Regions from separate parts of the Homo sapiens genome. Here region 2 is linked to region 1. Evidence: chromatin loops called from intact Hi-C (ENCODE). Cell type or tissue: dorsolateral prefrontal cortex. All regions are shown on one strand.

The links. A loop is a pair of places that touch in the nucleus more often than their neighbours do. Peaks named below come from ENCODE experiments on the same cell type or tissue, not always from the same donor. Only the 100,000 strongest peaks of a DNase experiment are listed, where the experiment ranks them.
Region 2: a loop joins it to region 1, with 1.9 times the contacts of the local background. A loop is called at or near these places in 11 of 110 quality-filtered maps.

The regions. Positions count from the first base shown.
Region 1 is chr7:143,301,210-143,309,209 of GRCh38, forward strand. CASP2 (caspase 2) reads left to right here. Exons shown (of 11, transcript NM_032982.4): 9 at 2,575-2,724; 10 at 3,465-3,574; 11 at 3,731-6,487. The coding sequence ends at 3,862. Among named protein-coding and RNA genes, the nearest start is that of CLCN1, 11 kb to the right of the region's middle. In dorsolateral prefrontal cortex, a CTCF peak has its summit at 4,448 (motif pointing left); a DNase peak (open chromatin) is centred at 4,442.
Region 2 is chr7:143,352,170-143,360,169 of GRCh38, forward strand. It overlaps FAM131B (family with sequence similarity 131 member B), which reads right to left. Exons shown (of 7, transcript NM_001031690.3): 2 at 7,871-7,980; 3 at 7,563-7,598; 4 at 7,157-7,250; 5 at 6,658-6,855; 6 at 5,111-5,254; 7 at 1,231-4,853. The coding sequence ends at 4,381. Among named protein-coding and RNA genes, the nearest start is that of FAM131B-AS1, 5.5 kb to the right of the region's middle. In dorsolateral prefrontal cortex, a CTCF peak has its summit at 3,469 (motif pointing left); a DNase peak (open chromatin) is centred at 6,704; H3K27ac peaks cover 4,228 bases.

The DNA of each region.
Region 1 (8,000 bases):
GCCGTAAAGGGCTTATAGTTTGCTTTAAAGGTCACTTTGTCCAAACATTCAAATAATTACTTTTTTAATCTCTCATGTGGCCAAATGTAAATAGCTAATATTATTGTCATCCTGATCTAGTATTACCGCAGAATATAGTCTGCTGAGGCCCTGCAACATGACTCAGACTACGGCAGTTACTACCGCAAAAGCAGAAGGAAATGTGGCCTCTCTAAGGAGCAGACCAGTTACTCAGGAAAATAAAGTAAATATACATGAAGTAGCTTAAGACTAGTTCACAGGCCTCATGTAAGCAAAGGTGAAATTAGCAAGGTACAAACTGTACTTAGGAAGGAGTATGCAGTAAGAGTAGATCATTTTAAGTGAGGGTAGTTTAAAGAGATTTTTTAGATAAGATAAGGCTTAATTTGTACCTGGAGTAATTTGATTTACATAGTTATAGAGTAGTATCTAGAGTCTGTCGTAGGAAAGAAACAATACAATATGATAAGTACACTGAGAGGCAGAGGGCATGTTGTGTCTCCCCTCCTCCCAAACAGATGCTCGGATCTGATTTTAAAATAGCATCTGTGTGAGTATGTGAGATGTGGCTGGTCACAATGAAGTGGGTTCACCTCCTTACAAACCTTTAGTCATAACTGAGGTTTTGGACATCAGCAGGTAAAAGTAAGGAACAGTTGGGAGCTTAAGTAAGAAATAATGTGATGAATTGTTTTTCCAGCAAGGTTGCCATGGAGGGGGCTGCACTAAGGAAAGAGGTTATGGGTCAGCAACTTTACTTTTCATTCCCTGCTCTATCCCCAGGCCCAGGGCACTGCCTGATGCATGGTAGCACTTATAAATGTTCAATGAATGGATGAAAATTAATCTGCCTGAAAAACTGTAGGTATTATGTAAAAAACAAATATGAGGATATTGTGACAAAAGAACCAGTGACATTTATTGATTGATGGATCTGTGATATAAAGGTGAGAGAGGAATTCTCCTTTCTCTTTAGCTTGGCCTGTTTCCTTTAGGCGTCTTTACTAACAAAACGACGTTAAATTGTGATTTTCTCATCCTATATCCAGGGATTTAATACACTATTGGATCTGGATAAGGAGTAATTGCTCTTTTCTGGAGTAATCTGGATCTTTTGCTCTGTCTCTCTAACTTTTCTGAAATTAAATCCTTCAAGGAATGACCAGTAGCCAATTGTTCCATTGAAAATTTGAGTTCACCTGTCTTCCTGCTGTATTTGGTTAATATAATTAATGTCTAGAAAAAGCTCCACCCCCCTGCCCCAGTCAGCTTCTAAACTGGAGTGTAAGCTCCATGACGGCAGGAATTTTCTCTTCACTCTATCCCTAGGCCTTAAAGTAAGACAGTGCCCAACACATGGCAGTTGCTTGACACATTTTTATTAAACCTGTGCTTTGGTCCTTTTCCCCCAATTCTTGAAGCTTCCCTTCTTTCCTAGGCTCCCTCGACATTGCATGGATCAGGAAGTACTGTAAAAGAGCATACTCTTACTTTTGATGTGTTGACCTGAGAGTCCTCCCCATCTGTCTTGCCTACTGACAGCACCCCTGCCCACACCCAAAATAAAACAACATCATCAAAAATAAGAGTCTGTCTTGGGATACATAAGGCTTGTATCAAGAGCAAGGATCTGCTCAGGGTATGTTGAGAAATTACTGCTAAAATTGAATAAGGATGATCTTTTTAAATTTTCTGGGAGAAAACAGTCAAGTTCTCCCCACTTTAAGTTTTTCCTCTTAAAATTTTCATAAGGCCAGGTGCAGTGACTCATGCCTATAATCCCAACACTTTGGGAGGCCGAGGCAGAAGGATCACTTGAAGCCAGGAGTTCAAGACAAGCCTGGTCAACGTAGCAAGACCCCATCTCTATTAAAAAAAGAAAAAAAAAGATTTAAAAAGTTATTTTAAAAAATAAATTAAAAATTTTTTTTCTTAAATCTTGGATGCTTGCTATAATTTATCTTATGAAATTAATAAACATAGTGCTTCGAAGATATCAAAACCACCTTGGAAACAACTGATCATACTTAGTTTTATTATTTTTTGATACATAGTTCGAGGTTGTGATTTTTATATAGCATACATATGGTAACCGTATTTGTTATTTATTACCTTGTTTTTTCTTGTTTATGTAATTAAATATATCAATATTTTATTATGTATTGCAATAAAAAGCACTGTGACTCCCAGGCATATTGTTAATTGAACAAGTGAGTTGTGGACTTAGATGATTTTCAGTTCCATTTACAAGGAGTATTTGATTTGGCATTTTCCCTGTCTTACACAGAATGGGAACTGCTCCAACCGCATAGATGTGCATGTGCTTGAGCGTGGTGCCCGGTGTGTATGAGGCATCCCCTGAGTAACAGATGCATGCTGAGAGAGTAATAATTTTTTTTTTTTTTTTTTAGTTTATCAGCCATAGGTTGGAGGCAACAGCTGGAAATGGCTCTTCCCCTTCAAGGTTGTAGGGAACGTGGGCTTGCCTGTGACAGGCCCAAGAGAGATAGGAAGAAGTAACATCATTGTCCATTCTGTCTGCCTTTGTTACAGATGAGACTGATCGTGGGGTTGACCAACAAGATGGAAAGAACCACGCAGGATCCCCTGGGTGCGAGGAGAGTGATGCCGGTAAAGAAAAGTTGCCGAAGATGAGACTGCCCACGCGCTCAGACATGATATGCGGCTATGCCTGCCTCAAAGGTACTTTGAGTTCCAAAAGAGTTGAGTCATACCTCATTTTGTTGCACTTTGCTTTATTGTGCTTTGCAGGTACAGGTTGAGTATCCCTTATCTGAAGTGTTGGAACCAGAAGTGTTTCAGATTTTGGATTTTTTTGTTTTTTTGGATTTTGGAATATTTGCGTTATACTTACTAGTTGAGTATCCCGTATCCAAATATTCTAAATTTAAAACACTCCCATGAGCACCTTCTTTGAGCATCATATTGGCACTTGGAAAGTTTCAGATTTTGAAGCATTTCAGATTTTTTGGATTTGGGATGCTCAGCTGCTTTTTACAAATTGAAGGTTTGTGGCAATCCTTTGAGCATCTGTCAGCACCATTTTTCTATTGGCATGCCTCTGTTAGCATTTTTCAGCAATAAAGTATGTTTTAATTACAGCATATGCATGTTTTAGACATAATGTTGTTGCACACTTAATAGACTGTAGGATAGTAACCATAACTTCCGTATACACTGGGAGACCTGAAAATTTGTATGACTTGCTTTATTGCCATATTCACTTTCTTAAGCTGGTCTGGAAACAGACCTACGGTATCTCCAAAGTATGCCAATAATCCAAAAGAGTACCCTCCTAGACTTAGATTCTTCATGCTGGGTTCTCTGACTAGGGAGGGTGCAGGTGTCATGGCCGAGTCTAGTTTGGGAAGTGCAGCTGTGTGATGGCATTCACACTGTGATTAATGCCCTTTTGGTTGCAGGGACTGCCGCCATGCGGAACACCAAACGAGGTTCCTGGTACATCGAGGCTCTTGCTCAAGTGTTTTCTGAGCGGGCTTGTGATATGCACGTGGCCGACATGCTGGTTAAGGTGAGCCAGCGGGCTCCGTGACCCCTGTGTGTCTCCACAGTGCTCTACTTTCCTCCTCTCTTGAATGCTCTTTCATAGTCCGTCTCCCCTTCCCGTTTGCTGCTCTCCTGAAGCCCGAGATTCTCAGACTTGGGCCTATTGGTTCTGCCCCTCCAGGTGAACGCACTTATCAAGGATCGGGAAGGTTATGCTCCTGGCACAGAATTCCACCGGTGCAAGGAGATGTCTGAATACTGCAGCACTCTGTGCCGCCACCTCTACCTGTTCCCAGGACACCCTCCCACATGATGTCACCTCCCCATCATCCACGCCAAGTGGAAGCCACTGGACCACAGGAGGTGTGATAGAGCCTTTGATCTTCAGGATGCACGGTTTCTGTTCTGCCCCCTCAGGGATGTGGGAATCTCCCAGACTTGTTTCCTGTGCCCATCATCTCTGCCTTTGAGTGTGGGACTCCAGGCCAGCTCCTTTTCTGTGAAGCCCTTTGCCTGTAGAGCCAGCCTTGGTTGGACCTATTGCCAGGAATGTTTCAGCTGCAGTTGAAGAGCCTGACAAGTGAAGTTGTAAACACAGTGTGGTTATGGGGAGAGGGCATATAAATTCCCCATATTTGTGTTCAGTTCCAGCTTTTGTAGATGGCACTTTAGTGATTGCTTTTATTACATTAGTTAAGATGTCTGAGAGACCATCTCCTATCTTTTATTTCATTCATATCCTCCGCCCTTTTTGTCCTAGAGTGAGAGTTTGGAAGGTGTCCAAATTTAATGTAGACATTATCTTTTGGCTCTGAAGAAGCAAACATGACTAGAGACGCACCTTGCTGCAGTGTCCAGAAGCGGCCTGTGCGTTCCCTTCAGTACTGCAGCGCCACCCAGTGGAAGGACACTCTTGGCTCGTTTGGGCTCAAGGCACCGCAGCCTGTCAGCCAACATTGCCTTGCATTTGTACCTTATTGATCTTTGCCCATGGAAGTCTCAAAGATCTTTCGTTGGTTGTTTCTCTGAGCTTTGTTACTGAAATGAGCCTCGTGGGGAGCATCAGAGAAGGCCAGGAAGAATGGTGTGTTTCCCTAGACTCTGTAACCACCTCTCTGTCTTTTTCCTTCCTGAGAAACGTCCATCTCTCTCCCTTACTATTCCCACTTTCATTCAATCAACCTGCACTTCATATCTAGATTTCTAGAAAAGCTTCCTAGCTTATCTCCCTGCTTCATATCTCTCCCTTCTTTACCTTCATTTCATCCTGTTGGCTGCTGCCACCAAATCTGTCTAGAATCCTGCTTTACAGGATCATGTAAATGCTCAAAGATGTAATGTAGTTCTTTGTTCCTGCTTTCTCTTTCAGTATTAAACTCTCCTTTGATATTATGTGGCTTTTATTTCAGTGCCATACATGTTATTGTTTTCAACCTAGAAACCTTTATCCCTGCTTATCTGAAACTTCCCAACTTCCCTGTTCTTTAAGACTTTTTTTTTTTTTTTTTTTTTTTTTGAGACAGAGTCTCGCTCTGTCGCCCAGGCTGGAGGGCAGTGGCACGATCTCAGCTCACTGCAAGCTCCAACTCCCGGGTTCACGCCATTCTCCTGCCTCAGCCTTCCAAGTAGCTGGGACTACAGGTGCCCGCCACCGTGCCCGGCTAATTTTTTTGTATTTTTAGTAGAGACAGGGTTTCACCATGTTAGCCGGGATGGTCTTGATCTCCTGACCTCATGATCCACCCACCTCAGCCTCCCAAAGTGTTGGGATTACAGGCGTGAGCCACTGCGCCCGGGCAAGACCTTTTTTTAAAAAAAAAAAAAAAAAAACTTCCATTCTTTCTTCCTCCAGTCTGTTCTCACATAACAGAGTAGTTTTGGTTTTTAATTTTTTTTGGTTGTTTGCTGTTTTTTGTTTTTTAAGGTGAGTTCTCACTATGTTTCTCAGACTGGTCTCGAACTCCTGGCCTCAAGCCATCTTCCCGCCTCAGCCTCTCAAATAGCTGGGCTTACAGGCATGAGCCACCACACCTGGCCAGGATTTGGTTGTTTAAATATAAATCTGATCACCCCCCTGCTTAGAACCCTTCTGCTTTCTATTACCCCTCATTTAAAATGTAAACTCTTCACCTTGGTTTATGAGAACTGGTTCTTGCCTTCCCCTTGAACCTCATTAAATGGTGATTTCTTGCTAAGCTCCAGCCCGAGTGGTCTCCTCTCAGCTTCTAATTTTGTGCTCTTTCCTGCCCTTTTCCTGGGCCTTCTCAGCTCTCCACCCCCACCACTCTTGACTCAGGTGGTGTCCTTCTTCCTCAAGTCTTGACAATTCCCGGGCCCTTCAGTCCCTGAGCAGTCTACTTCTGTGTCTGTCACCACATCTTGTCTTTTCCCCTCATTGCATTTATTGCAGTTTATATATATGCTACTTTTACTTGTTCATTTCTGTCTCCCCTACCAGGCTGTAAATGAGGGCAGAAACCTTGTTTGTTTTATTCACCATCATGTACCAAGTGCTTGGCACATAGTGGGCCTTCATTAAATGTTTGTTGAATAAAAGAGGGAAGAAGGCAAGCCAACCTTAGCTACAATCCTACCTTTTGATAAAATGTTCCTTTTGACAATATACACGGATTATTATTTGTACTTTGTTTTTCCATGTGTTTTGCTTTTATCCACTGGCATTTTTAGCTCCTTGAAGACATATCATGTGTGAGATAACTTCCTTCACATCTCCCATGGTCCCTAGCAAAATGCTAGGCCTGTAGTAGTCAAGGTGCTCAATAAATATTTGTTTGGGTGGTTTGTGAGCCTTGCTGCCAAGTCCTGCCTTTGGGTCGACATAGTATGGAAGTATTTGAGAGAGAGAACCTTTCCACTCCCACTGCCAGGATTTTGTATTGCCATCGGGTGCCAAATAAATGCTCATATTTATTACTGATGTGTGCTCAATATCTGTTTCTGTAGATACTCAGTCCTCTGAAGCCCACAGATTTCGTTTCCTTAGCCCCTTACACTGCAGCATTCCTTACCACCTCACAAGGCATACCCAGACCTGAAAACCCTTCTTATTTTGCTGCTGTGATCCTGTAAATATATGCAGGTGTGGGCCCATCTCAGTTTGCGTAGTCCTGGGATTTCTCACAGATGAAATGGAAGTTATTAGCAAACAGTGCTGGTTCTTGATTATTTAGACTATGAGATGTAGGCTGCCATAACAGATTGGGCTGGAATAGAAGGATGGGAGAGTGAAGATAGTAAAATTCCATTTCTTACCTGGTTGCATTTAAGGTCTTCTAGAGTGGGCATAGATTGTAAGAGAATTCTAGTGCAGCATAGAAGAGATCAAAGCAATGAATTTGTGTAAGTTGGGATATTTTGGGGGTGCATTGTATCTAAAGGATATGCCTGAGAGGTAAGTGCAGGTGCAGATGGGCCATGGAATTTGGCAAGAGATGGAATGTTCTGTAGGAACTTTGTACAGAAGTTTTGGTAGGAAACAAAACTTTTTTTTTTAAATACGGGATTTCACCATGTTGGCCAGGCTGGTCTCTAACTCCTGGCCTCAAGTGATCAGCCCGCTTCGGCCTCCCAAAGTGCTAGGATTATAGGTATGAGCCACCTATAACAAACCAGAAACAAAACTTTTTTGTTTGGTAGGAAACAGCTGTGGGAGCTGGAAATATTGTTGAGTCATACAGAGAAGGGTATGGCAGTCTAGGAAGAGCAGAAGGGGATTGAGGTGAGCTGAAGCACCTCGGCAGATAGAGCAGAATTTGGTACAGAACACTGGAGACAAAAGGGCATGAAAAATGGACTGAAACTGGTTGGTTGTACTGCAAGAAAAACAACCATGGGATAGCCTCAAGGGAAGGATACAAAATCTAGGACAGGCGAAGAAATTATGGAAATAGTGGAAGTAAGATAAATACCCATTTTCAGGATAGGAAGCATTTTCAGTGGTGTGATATGTTTGAGAATTACAGAGCAGTATCTCTGAACTGGATTCCATGTCCTCCCCGCCCCCCAACCCCCTTGCCCTTGAATAAGGGTATGAGGTTGAATTTCACAGCTCTGCTCCCTTCTGCTTACCTCTGCCAGAGGATTCTCTTCTAAAATTATTCCCCTCCCAGAGCTGGGGGCTGCCCTCTGCTGCCCTCCTCCATCCTGTTTCCTCTAATAGGGAAAAGGAAAACAGGAAGAAGGAAAAACTGTAATATCAGACCAAAGCTGATTTTTTTTTAATTTTTAAAATTTTATTCTATAAAATAGAGATGAGGTCTCACTATGTTGTTCACACTGGTTTCAAACATCTGGGTTCAAGTGATCCTCCTACCTCGGCCTCCCAGAGTACTGGGATCACAGACATGAGCCACCACACCCAACCAAAGCTGTGATATTAAGAATGGTGCCAGACTGGCCGGGCGCAGTGGCTCATGCCTGTAATCCCAGCA
Region 2 (8,000 bases), 51 kb after region 1:
ATTCCCAGCCAGGCAGGTGGCCCTAACCCTAGCGAAGGGCCCCTGATATTCCGTGGGGCTTCCCGAGTGTTCCTGGTGTGCAGGAAGGGAATCCCCTGCCTCTCTCTGCCTCCCCCTCCCCACCCAACAATTCCCCAGTACTCTTGTCCCAGCACTGTGCTATCTGTGCCTCAGTGTCTACAAGAGGTGGGGTGAGGGGAGGCCCAGAATGACTGTGGCCCTGCAAGTGCCATGTCGGAGGAGGGGATGGGACCATCCTATGGCCTCGGGCACTGACTACCCCAGAATGTGCCTCCAGACCAGCCACAGCCGCTTCTCTTGGAGCCCTGCGCTGGCCCACGTCTGCTCCTGCAGTCTGCCTCTGAGCCCACTGCCTGTGTCGAGGCCAGCCACAGCCACTTCTCTTGGAGCCCCGCACTGGCCCATGTGCACTCCTGCAATCTGCCTCTGACCCCACTGCCTGTCTCCAGGCCAGGCCGTGACTAGCGCAGTGAGAGGCCGCCCACATTCCCCCTCCGTTGTCCCCTGCTTCAAGCAGTGAGATGCAGAGAAAAAGACTGTCAGGGGCAGCGGCCTGGAAGAAAAGGTCGCCAAAGGCTCTGTGCAAAAGACACAAGTGCCCTGTTGCTCAACAATCACGCCCCCATGGTGTCCGCCGACTCCCTCTGGCAGAAAACTTTCTATTCCACAGCACAGCTTCCTTGTCCTCCAGTGTCCAGGTTACTCCCTAGGAAACACATCCTCCCTCTTGTTATTGACTTGTCCTGCCAAAGGTCAGCTCTACCCTGGAGCTGCTCTAGCCAGGGCCTCTCCTGCCAAGAATCAGGGCTCAGAGCAGCTAGGTCACTGGGTCACTCAGACACCAGCCCCCTCTTAGACTGGTTCTTCAGATGCCTCTCCTAGGGGTGGAGAGTTAGGAGCTGAGCGTCAAGATGGCAGGGCTCTTGAGTGCTGCCCCGCACTTGGGAGAGTCACATCTTCACCCTCCCCAAATCAGCAGCAGGAAGCCTGGCTATGCACTCCATTAGCGTGCTTTCTCTACAAAGAGAGGCCAGGTGCTGTGAGCATCCCCAAACCCTTGCTCCGTACCCAAGGTTTTTCTCCCCAGCCTGCCATCCCGTATGCCGTTCTTAATTCTACCATTGTGCCCCCGCTCCGACATTCTCCTCCTTTGCCTCCCCTGTTCCCAGTCTCCTCCATCCCCCAAATAAGACACTCACAGTCAGAGGATGCCACCACATTCTGTTTAGTGTCATTGAACACAGCCTGTAGCCTTCTCCAGCATCACATCCCTCCCACTTCCCCAGGCCAAGAGAGATGCTGAAGCCTGGGTGGGGGACTGGCAGTGGGCATTTGAGCCCATGCCCTTGTGTACATAATCTCTAATATTTATATATATTGATATAGAATTCTCTCTATAATATATGTCATAGAATCTCTCTTGGGCCTGGCGTGGGAATGTGACATTAAGAAAACATGCTAAGACTGGCCAGAAAAATGGATATTTCCCAGACCTGGAGGATGGTGTGTGGGATGTATAGGTGAGGTCGTGGAGAAGATAATAAACTCATTCCCCAAGATACCCTCTTCAACACAAGGACAAGAAGGAAGGTGTGTGGTGGGGGAGGGGACAATGGAGGGGGAGGAGTGGAAGATTTGGATTTTCATTTAATAAAGTCAATTGAAAATGAAAGTGCACCCCCCCTCCAAAAAAAGAAAATCATTTAGCAAGAGCAGTTTCATTCACAAGAATATAAAAACAGCCCTGTTCCAGGACTGCTGTAAAACGTGCTGCACAGCCTTAACCCCAAAGGAAAAGCAACCCTTTCCCACCCCGAAACAGCCTCTTCCTGCACATGCCCCTCCCCACCCCCTGAAATAGACGATAAGCAACCCCCATGCACCCTGCCCCCAGCACCAGAAGAGTCCTAAGATGGTCCCAGGCCAGCTCCTCAGTCTCCCTCTTCAGAGCGAGTAGGAGCTCCTTGCAGAAGACAGACCCCCACCTGACTTCCATCTGCAGCAATATGCCAGCACCCTGGGGAAAGCAGGTTCATGTATGAACCCTGCTAGAGTCCTTCAGATCTTTAGTCATCTTTTGTCAGGGACCATTTGGCTTCCTTGGGAAAGGGAAGGAGGAACGAAAGCTGCTGTGGTCTACCTTTCCTAACTCCCCCGGGCCTGAGCAAAAACGAACTGTAATGAATGAACGCACTCACTAGGTGAGCTGTCCACCGTGGTCTGGGGGTATGATATGGGCACTGAGAGGATGAGACGACAGGAAGAGGTGATGTGGGAATAGCACACATTGGAGAAGGTGAGGAACCAGGGACCCCATGGAAGGAAGGTCACATGAACATGCAAAACCCCAGAGCCTGCAGCAGGAGACGGGTGGGGAATAGCTGCCAGGGCGGGCATGCTAGACCACCTCTCAGAGCTCCTGGAAATGAGGTCCTGGGACATGGAGTCAGCACACGTTAGCAAGCACAAGAGGACTCTTCCCCTGTACAGGCAGCATTCGGTTAGGTGACTGCACCTGCCTTGGTTCACCTTGCCTACGCCCATGTTTCCTCCAAAAACCAACCTCAGGATAACCATTGTCCCCCTTCCATGGAAGACACAGAACCCCCTGCCCTGCTTGCATCCCAGAAGTGTGAGTAAGAGAGTATGAACTTGATGGCGGGACAGGACCATAGATGGACAGAAACACCCCAACTCTCAACCTTCTCACTCCAAAATAATAAGTTCTGGGGCCTGGGGGTGAGGGCAAAGTTTGTGCCCAGGGCCAGGAGAGGACAACAGTGCTCCCTTCCAGCAGAGGATGCAAGTGGTAGGACTCCTGACAGAGTGTGGGTAGGACACAGGCCTGGGAGCCGGAGCCTTGGAAGGGCGTGAGGAAAGAAGGAGATAGGGCAGTGAGCCTCTTAGGCCTCTCTCTCCTACCCGAACTCTGCCTGTGCCAAGGGCTGGGGAGGGGCTACCTGGGCAGTGGCAGGGCCAAGTGCTCTCCAACCCCACAGCACCGCTGCTTTGCTCCGCCCATCCTCTGCCTGTGCTCTCACGGTAGTGCTGGGGCGCATATGCTGCTCAGTCCCCACCAGCATGGATGCCAAGTGTGGGAGGGCAAGCTTGTGCCTCACCATACACCATCCTGGAAGGAAGAATCCGCTGATTTTCCTCTCTTCCTCTGGTAGGAGGCCTGGGGAGGCAGGGAGGACAGCTGTGAGGCTGTTTGGGAGTCCTGGGAGGAGCTGAAGAAGGGGCAGAAAGTGCCGAGTGCCCACCCTGGCCCTCAGCTGCAACCCTGCCTGGCTGAGGGAGTGACAGCACCGGACTCCTCCCTCCACTCCACTCAACCCTGAGTGCCCAAGAAGTTATAAAAATGTAGAAAAGGCAAAGAGAAAAGTGTAAACAGCTTCAGAGGACAGGGGTGAATAAGGGGAGACAGCCCTCATGCTCCCCCTGCTGTTGGCGACACCTGCATCCTGCGTTGGTGTATCCAAGATGGGTGTCCCCACACCCTCCTCAGGCTCCCGGAGCAGGGATGGAAGAAAGCTGAAAGGGAAGCAAGAGCTGGAGCAGCCAGCCCTGGCTGGGTCTTTTCCCAGATCCTTAGGATCTTCCTTTTAGCCATGGGATATTAAAGATCCCAGAGCAAGGGGCTGTGTTTGTTCTTAGTCTCCTCAGTGACTCTCTTGTCTCCGGGCAGGCCTTGATAGAAAGAACCACATCCGTGCCCCCTGTAGATCTCAGCTGCCACATCCACCTCCTCCTCGACTCCTGATCTCAGAAGCCAAATGACCTGCTGAGGCAGCCTCTCCACCCTCCCCATGGACGTGCCCTTCAGGCAGCCTCCCCTGCGCCTGTCCAGCCATGTCCAACAGCCCCTGAGGTCTGTTCTCTCAGTAGGGATGAGCTGGGGCCACAGCCAGAGAAAACAGAGTTGGGAAAAGCAAGAGTGAAATGGAGAAAGGAGGCATTCAGACAGCAGAGTTACAGCTCCTGGAAGACGAAATCGGGGCGTGAAGAACTGAGATCCAGTCTTGAGCACAGCTGCGCTGCCCCCGTCCTCAGGGTGCACACACTGGAGGCTTTGTCGGCACAGACCCAGAAGCCCACAGCCCAGGTCCTTCTCCACAGCCACACCAAGCTCACGGCCATCTAGTTGCCCAGGTCTCAGTTCCCAGGCCTGTGGGTTTCTAGAGTGTAAGCCTGGATAAAATCCCATCCTGGTCCTCCATTTCCAGGAGAGGACTGGAAGCTCCTGGGTTCCCCAATGTTGTCTGCCCAGTTTCAGCTGTACTGCTGGGGGGAGGGAGGGTATGGGTCACAGCCATGGCCCTCAGGTGGGAGTGGAAGGCAGGGCATTGGGGGAGGAAACTAGTTGTTGGCCTCGCCTTCCTCCTCATCAAAGGACTGCACACCTGAGGATGTGACGTCAGACACCTTCCGGCTGAGAGCGGTAGACATCTCAGGGTCTTCTCGTGGGGAAAGTGACTCCAGGTCCCGGCATCCCGCATCCTCTTCCTCCTCAGGTGCCAATGGCCTCTTCTCCTCCTCAGCAGGGCCCCTTGCCAGGTCCACTGCGCCTACCCCCGGAGCCCAGTCAGTGTCTCCCCCCAGCAAAGGTGGAGGCTCCAGAGCAGAGTATCCTGAAGCTGGTTGGGAAGGTCCCATTTCATGCAAGCTGGGTTGTGAGTCATCAAATGCAGGCCCAAGATAGGATCCTGTGGCCGGAGAGGCAATGAGGGACTGATCGCTGGCTTCCCAGGCATCTGACGACCCCAGACAGTACATACCCTGGGACACGTAAGAGTGAGGCCATCCATCCATGGGTGCTTGAGCCAGGGCATCTGGAAAAAGAATCATGGAGGTCAGTGGGGCCACAGAATGTCAAGGGCAGGAATGACAGCACAGACAGCACAAGAGACAGCTAAGAGACAGCACAGAGAACTGGCAGTAAGACACAGAGTGCACAGTGAGTAGGGAGGACAATGGGAAAGCTGAGATGGACAAGGAAGTCTTAAAAGAACGGAGCTGAGTGGAGGCAGCTGAGATAGTTGGGGAGGCCTCATAGGCTCCAGAGTTTGGATTCTGGAACATCTCTCACCCTGACTGTCCATCAGTTCCTGGTAGTTGTCACTGTAGTTGCAGCCCAATGGCTCCTGGGTGGAGTTCACACTCATGTCCTCACCATCCATGGAAGACCAGGCCATGAGTGTGGCCTCAGAGATAGCAAACTGCTCCATGACGCCTGGGGGAAGAAATGCAACAACCACAAAATACCTCAGGGAATCCTTAGACATGTGCGTGGGGTAGGAAAACATCTTAGTGCAGCACTGTTCAGTAGAAATATAATGCAAGCCACTTATATCATTTTAAATTTTCCAGTAGCCACATTTAAAATTAAAAAGAAACAGGTTAAATCAATTGAAATAATAGATCTTATTTAATTCGATATATAAAAAGATTTTCATCTCAACATATAATCAAAATAAAAGTTATTAATGAGATATTTTACATTCTTTTATTTATATGAAGCCTTTGAGATCCAGCTGGTATTTTATACTTATAAGCACATCTCCATTCAGAAGAGCCACATTTCAAGTTCTCAATAACCACATGAGGCCAGTGGCTAATGTATTGGACAGCACAGCCTTTGTGTATGTCCCCAGAGAAGGGAGAATTGTAGGGGACTTCCTAAAAAATCAGATTTAGGATTCCTAGGGGAAAGAGTTAGGGGTCTTCTGATGAGATATCCTAAGAGATTCAAATTCGAGATTTCCAGATATTTATCTTTGGAGGTTTTTAGGAATTGCAGTCTAGAGAGTAGATTTCAAGATCAACAGAGAACCCCCAAGAGAGCATCGTGGGCTTGTGGGTCCACCATAATATAAAACTGAAATTCAAGGGATTGGAAGGAAAAGGGGATGGGTAGACCTGGGGATCCCTATTCTAGTCAAATCCATGAGCGTGTTGAAGCTGGTACTGCTCCTGCCCCCCACCCTACATGTTTGTCACCCTGTTCACTGATATTTCTCCTCCCACCCATACCACCAACTCAATACTTCCTTTCTCTTCCAGACCTATCCCTTTCTAGGCATCTTATTTAGACCTGCACTACAGCTTGGCCACTCTTGTAGGCACACTGCATGCCTGTTATCAGACCTACACTACTTTCCTGGAACTAAACCTCTTCTGTAGGCCTCCCGTCTCTCACACAGTTCCCTTAATCTTCTAGTGGTTGTCACAAGTAATGAGTCTAGTAGGCAAATTCATGACTCGAAATGCTAAAGGGCAAAGGCTAAAAGAGATCCCCAAGGCCTTTCTTTCTTTCAAAGACCAAGGTCTCCCCATTTTTTTCCCTGCACTTGAGGGAGTTCAGGTTTGGATAGTCCCGTGATGAGGAGAGAAGGCATCTGGGATGGGTGGACCCACAAATCCCATCTAATTACACGCATTTTCTGAGATGATTATAAAAATATGTTTGAGGGCACTTATTTGAATTACCACATCAAAATACTTAGAGCTGTTTGGGAAATGTGAATCTACGGTCAAAGTATGGATGGAGCTAATCCTGCCACAGGGGATCAGGTTGGAGGGTCGGTCCCTGGCCATCCTGCAAATGTGTCTCTTGAGGCTTTAGGGTACCTGTACCTGCTAGAAAACGTGCCTCCTTCTCGCCATCGCTGAGGTCGGAGTAGGCATCCGTATCCCTGCGCACGGACTCATGGCTGTGTTGTGGCTGAACAGCTGGTGTCTTCCCCCAGCCCTGCCACTCAATCATGTGGGCCACCCGGCCTTGCCCCATGGCTGTGGGCTTTGTCACATGGTCCTTCATGCTCCGTGAGATCCCTATGGGGCCAGACATTTCCCACATCCTCCAGAATATCACACAATACCCATAACCAGACCCTCCCAGTTCCTCCCACCCCAGCCCCATGAGGCTCCATCCCACTGGGCCAGGCTCCCCTAAGGACTCCATAGATGGGGTAGTGGAGGGAATGGCCTGGAGGATGGGAGGCTTGACAGAAGGGTGAATAGGTCAGGGGGTGGGGATGAGGGTCTTCATCAACCTCGAAGGAGCAGGGAGACTGAGCCAAGGAGTCTGTCAGCATTATTTTGTCTGAAGGCATTCTTACATCAGGAGTCTCACCTGAGAATGATGACTTGGCCAGGGCCCCAATGCCATAGGCGTTAGAGTTTCGCTTAAGCTTCGGAAGAATGGAAGTGGTGTCCTCCATGGAGAGCTGGGATGGGAATGTGGGAGGAAGGGCAGAGGAATAAGAAGGTACGGGCGTGCTTTATACATGGAGGAGGTTCATGGTTTCCAGGAAAAAGCATTCGAGCTAGGGCAGATGATAAGAAAAGCTACTATACCCAAGAGTCCCAAGGAGGGATATATCCCCAGTGCTCTGGAAAACTGGGGCACAGGTTGAGAACGTGAGTGCTCACAGTGCCTATTGGAGCCAGGGAATACCGTGCTGGTTGGAAGGTGCAAGGGAGAAGATGAGGAGGAGGAGTTCGGGAGGATGGGGAGGTCTGGGGGCAGCTGCACTCACGTTGATGCCGTCCCAGGAGAAATCAGTTCGAGTTTGCTGTGAGGAGAGAGGAAAGGGAATGGGCATCCCAGTCACTCGCAGGAATGCAAGGAAGCCCCCTTCCTCAGAGGGCCTTCCAGGAGTGCGGGATGTGGGGAGGGCTTTCCTGAGGTTGATGCCGCTAACTGGGTTCTCCATGTGGACTGCTTGGCATGTGTTGTGAGAAATGTTCTGTAGAAGTGTCAGTCTGAAGGAGTGTTTGGGTTGTTGCCTTGGAATTGAGGAAGTGCAGGCAGCCAGAGACTTGGGGTGGCTGAGTGAGGTCTCACCTCAGTCGATGGCCGATGGAGGCTGCTCCCGTGCAGTGAGCTGGTGCTGTCCATGTTGATTTGATCGACATCCTTCAGGCCCTTCCAATCCACTGCAATCACCTCATTCCCTGAGGGGGCCAGAAGGTTA